Linked DNA regions of Homo sapiens: region 2 is linked to region 1. The links are chromatin loops, found by intact Hi-C in ENCODE. Cell type or tissue: K562. All regions are shown on one strand.

Region 1 (2,500 bases):
AGAGCAGCACGTCTAACACCGATGGAATTATGAACCCAAGGCAGGGAGGAAAAACAAGCCCCCTGTCTCGGTACTGCTGCCCTCGACATTATAAAGTCTATTGAGCCTGGATGATTCTGAGGGGAAGGAACGTTCTTCCTTGCAAGCCCCCTGCAAGGTAAGCCATGGTAAAGCTGCTGACTGCTACTTGTTGGTCGGACTCAACAATCCTGCACTCTATGTGAGATTACTTTCTCTGACGGGCCAGTAGCCCTATTTTACTTTTACGTTGCCGGCGAGTTCTAGTTCAGACTCCCCCTTCTCTTTGTCTTCCACTGGACAACGACCTGCGCTGCCACCCCGACGCTCGGGGAGGACGGCGAGGGACCCTGCTGAAGGGCCGCGCTGCGCATGGAATCCCAGCCTTGGAGCAGCTCCCTCGCCGTCTAGCTTGCTCCCCTAGCAGCACAACCTGCAGGTCGGCCTTGACTTCTAAAGCCGGGGCGTCATCAACTTCCTCTCCTTTTCTCCTCCTTCCTCCACGCCTAATTCCAACCCCTCCACTGCCTCTGTCCTTCGTCGTGAGCCCACGGCCGTAAACGCGCGTCTGGGATGAGACAGATGCCCAAGGAATAGACAGATCCGTACCTGAGGTTCATGTCGCCGTCAACCAGCAGGGACATAAGATTGGAGAGATTGCCGCCGGGACAGCAGCCACACAGGAGCACCGCCACGGCGGCCACCTCGTCCAGCTTGAAGGCGAGGGCCAGCAGGAAGGCCAGCAGCGGCAGGAGGCCGAACTGGCAGAGCGCTGCCAGCAGCGCGCCCACGGGCCGACGGACGTGCGCCCCGAAGTGGTTCACGTCCACCGTGCAGCCCAGGCCCAGCATGGTGATGCACAGGGCGGCGCCCACGAACACGTTCAGCCCGTGGTTCAGCGGCGTGTCCCAGAACGGGAGCGCGTGGGGCGCCCAGGGCCGAGGGAACGGGGAAGGGCCGTGGCTCGCCGCGCCGCCCGCGAGGCCGCTGGTCGTGGGCTCCGGGGTCGGAGTGGGGCCGGGGCTGAAGCCGAAGCTCGGACCCGGCCCGAGGCTGAGCCCAGGGCCGGGGCCGGCGCTGGAGGCAGGGGCGAGGGCGAGGTCCGTGCCGGGGCCCAGGCTGCTGGCATTGGGCGCCAGGGTGTAGTTGTCCCGCAGCAGAGGGGCGAAGAGCAGGGTCACGTTGTCGTTGCCGTCCATGGCGCGGCCGGAGCTGCGGATTCCGGTCCCCTCCCGCCGCGTGCCTCTCGCCGTCCCGCGGTCGCCGCAGTCGCCGCCCGTCGTTCTGCCCGTCGGTCTCCGAGCCCCGGCTGCGCGCCGCTGACGTGCTCGGCGGCGTCGGGGGCGGCGGGCCGGTCTCCGCTCCCAGGTCTGCAGCCGCCCGCAGCCTGGCACTCCGCGCAGCGCGGCCCCCCGGGTGAACCCAATCGCTGCGCCGGCTCCGCGCCGCGGCCCCGCGCCCCGCAGGCCCCGCCCCGCCCTGCCGCCCGGTCCCCTCCTGTGAATCGCCAGTAAGTGGTTCTGTTATCGAGTGTAGCCAGGGGCGGAACAAAGACCTGACAAAGGACCAGAGCAGGAAAAAACCGTTCCTGGCTGCCGATCAAGTTCTCTGATGGGCTCTGCCTCTTTATAATGAAATCTGGAGACCCAGACACACAAAGTGGAGGGGGCGGGTGGATAACCTCATCGATGCACGCTCATGGCAGAAACTGTTCCTATAGCCTGCAGCCCTAAGAGGGGTGCTTGACTTAATATGAGCGATTCTCTAGTAAGCAGGACACGATATCTGGCTTGAATTTGCAAACAATTTTTTGCATGATTTTCAGTCTTAAAGTAGAATGTAATAATAATATAGCGGGTTTTGTGCAAGTGCGTGTGCATTATTTCATTCGATTCTTACAGCAAAGCCGTGAGATAGATACCATTTTTACAAGCTCGATTTTTACAAACGAGGAAACTGAGGAACGAGGAATTCTCAGTCTTATCAACCGAACCCACAAGTACCTGGCTGAATCTGCACGGCGATGTGTCCCTAAAGAGGGCAGAGAAGAGCTTGGCTAATAACAATTTCCATGAAAAATGTGTGTTTAAGAAGTTATTGGCAGGTGGAGAGAGGATATTTCAGTGGCCACAGATTTACGAAGCTTTATGAGTAAGGCCCTGGCATTAGGATTAAAGGACTGAAAAGAAATAAAGTGCTGAGATTCCCTGCTTGAGACAGGTTTATCCCAAAACAATTCAAAAGCAGAGCTCTTAGGAATGGAGATGCAACAACTTTTAAGTCAGTCACTAGATGGCATGTAGAAAGGAAAATAATTTCGCTGCTTACCAACCAGGTGGGGCCTGTTAAGGAGGCATCTAGCTCCCTGGGGGTGACCATAAAGTGATAGTCAGTTGAGTTGTAAAAACCAACAGGAATTTCTAGAATGAAATCAAGGCTCAGTCTTAGCCCAGGGTTGCTTTCACAAGGAGCCAAGATATAG
Region 2 (2,500 bases), 360 kb after region 1:
CCAGTGACTCCCCTAAAGTAGTTATCCTCCCTTCTTTAAGGTTTCACTGGCAGTATAATGTCAAAAAAACAGAACAGTCAAGGTCTAACACAAATTACTCACTTATTTTATCCATACATTTAGAAAAACTAACATCTCTGGAGACCATCACTTCTTAGAATAATGGACATTTTAGTATCAAAAGGAAAAGTGCACACACGTGCGAACACAGACACAGGATCACTTCAGACCCCAAATGTATAAAGGGCATAAACTCAGAATAAAGGATAACTTTCTAAATTGAATAAATATGTGAAAAACTCAATGTCCCAATTTTACTATTTTCCCCTCTCCTTGGTGTGGGGTCTTGGTTTGGTGTCTAACTCCAAACCAAGAAGTCTAACTCCAACTTGGAAGTCTTTTCTAACTCCTGTTCAGAGGTAGAAATCCATCCATGCTATAGCCAAGCTAGTTATGTGTCACTCTCCCCAGATAATATGGGTTAATGTGGCTAAAACGTGCCTATCTTCAAAAGGCCCTTAAGAAATGGGGCCTTTTGAAGATAGGCTGGGCGCGGTGGCTCACGCCTGTAATCCTAGCACTTTGGGAGGCCGAGGCAGGTGGATCACGAGGTCAGGAGATCGAGACCATCCTGACTAACACAGTGAAACCCCGTCTCTACTAAAAATACAAAAAGAAATTAGCCGGGCGTGGTGGCAGACACCTGTAGTCCCAGCTACTCGGGAGGCTGAGGCAGGAGAATGGCGTGAACCCGGGAGCAGAGGTTGCAGTGAGCTGAGATCGTGCCACCACACTCCAGCCTGGGAGACAGAGTGAGACTCCATCTCAAAAAAAAAAAAAAAAAAAAAAGGATGTAGTGGTGGGCATTTATGGCAGAGTAATGAGGAAGTTTGGCCTTTCTGTAAATTTCTGGAAAAAAAAACAAAAAGGATATGTTGCAGCAAACTTACAGAATCAGCTCTGGTCACCCAGAGCCATTTTTCCAAAGCCACAAGTTTTTAAGGCTTTCCCCACTCACCACAGCCCATCAACTGCAAAAGCAGCCGGTATCAGACATTCCTCATCTTAAAACCACAACCTGGAGCGCCTGGCTTGGGCAACAAGCCTGGTCTTTGGGTTAAGGCAGCTCTCAAAACTGAGCCAGTTTCAAGCCATGTTTTTAAATATAAATCACTAGCCATGTGCCAGTTATTATGATGACCAAATTCAGTAGGAATGCATTTCACTCAAGGCACTGATTCAAAACGAAACCCTGACATCGGAAATGCCAGGGGATGAACTGGAGGTGACGATGTAAACTTCAAAACATTAGACATGAGGAAGCGACAGCGGCTTTGCTTCCCGCGCAGCCCGGGCCCCACAGTTCTTCACATCTGTTCCTTTGTCCTCTTCAGAGATGACCTTAGGAGCTATTCTGAGAAGGGGTGCTTCTCACTTTTGCTTTCTTCCAGTGCCCCCTGGTGGAAACCTGTTCCCAATCAGCCCAGCTGTTGCCACCCAGGAACCTCTGGGGGTGGAAGGAATGTCAATAGGAGCCTCTCCTAGAGGACAGAGGGGCGCAAATCCTTCCAAGGAAAAAACACAAATACCAAAGATGGGAGGGCCAACTGCCTATCCCATGACAGATGTGCCGGTTTCTAAAGGTCACAGAGATTACATCTGATGCGATGCCCTTTTTCTGATTTGCTGGCCTGAGGCTCATCATTAGAGATATTTACTGAGGAATGAGAAGTAGATGAAAAGAACAGCGCAGATGTAAGCCTGGGAGAGGAAGCTCAGCTCCTTCAGTGATAATCTTCAAGCCCGAATATATTCTTTCCACATTTCCTTCCAGCAGGCAAATAGTCATTGCCTATCTCTGGGGCATTTTTGTCACTCTGGCAAAGGCCCTTGATATGCATGAGTTCCTGCCTAAGTTGGGAATTTGCTAAAAGCTCAAGAGCTTTCCCTCTGCAGGTTAATCGGCAAAACAATTCAAAGAATGGCTTCTGTAATCACAGAATGCCTGTGGAAGGGCGCTGTCTATTTACTTACTGGGAACACCTGTGCTGCTGTAAATTGAAAATGATCATGAAATGAATACTCCTTGATACCTGCATTGGAATGAATTTTGGCCCAACACTTCAACCTGTAAATAAAGATGCCTGCTGTCTTGGAAAGTCATGCCAAGCAAGGGAACACCAGGGAGCTGTTTGGCTTTCATAGTGTGATTTTTCTTCTCGCAATGATTATTTATTGGGCAGCAACTCTGCTGGGCAGAGGATGGAACCACAAACAAAGCAGTGGTTTGCCTTCCTGCTCACCACTGTTCTTGGACTTTGAGGGAAATTAAATAAAATTGGGTCATAATTAAAGCAGTGGTAGGGTAGGTCTGTATCTTTCTTTAAAGGCCATTGTCTTTGCTATTGAATCAGGAAACATAAGAATTTTTGAAAATATTTTCTCCTAAATTCCAGGCTGCAGAAGACAGTGAAGACAACTAAGGGGAATATTATCAGGT

What was found. Hi-C counts contacts between places; a loop is a spot of excess contacts. Peaks named below come from ENCODE experiments on the same cell type or tissue, not always from the same donor. Only the 100,000 strongest peaks of a DNase experiment are listed, where the experiment ranks them.
Region 2: a loop joins it to region 1, with 2.7 times the contacts of the local background. A loop is called at or near these places in 2 of 110 quality-filtered maps.

Annotation. Positions count from the first base shown.
Region 1 is chr4:48,482,279-48,484,778 of GRCh38, reverse strand. It overlaps SLC10A4 (solute carrier family 10 member 4), which reads right to left and starts at 1,436. Exons shown (of 3, transcript NM_152679.4): 1 at 628-1,436. The coding sequence starts at 1,217. RefSeq lists silencers at 1,257-1,386, 1,467-1,516. In K562, no CTCF peak of the experiment used is centred here; DNase peaks (open chromatin) are centred at 648, 768, 868 and 1,518; H3K4me3 peaks cover 1,921 bases.
Region 2 is chr4:48,126,911-48,129,410 of GRCh38, reverse strand. All of the region lies in intron 1 of TXK (TXK tyrosine kinase), which reads left to right. Among named protein-coding and RNA genes, the nearest start is that of TXK, 6.1 kb to the left of the region's middle. RefSeq lists a silencer at 1,765-2,059 and an enhancer at 1,410-2,272. In K562, a CTCF peak has its summit at 1,466 (motif pointing left); a DNase peak (open chromatin) is centred at 1,440.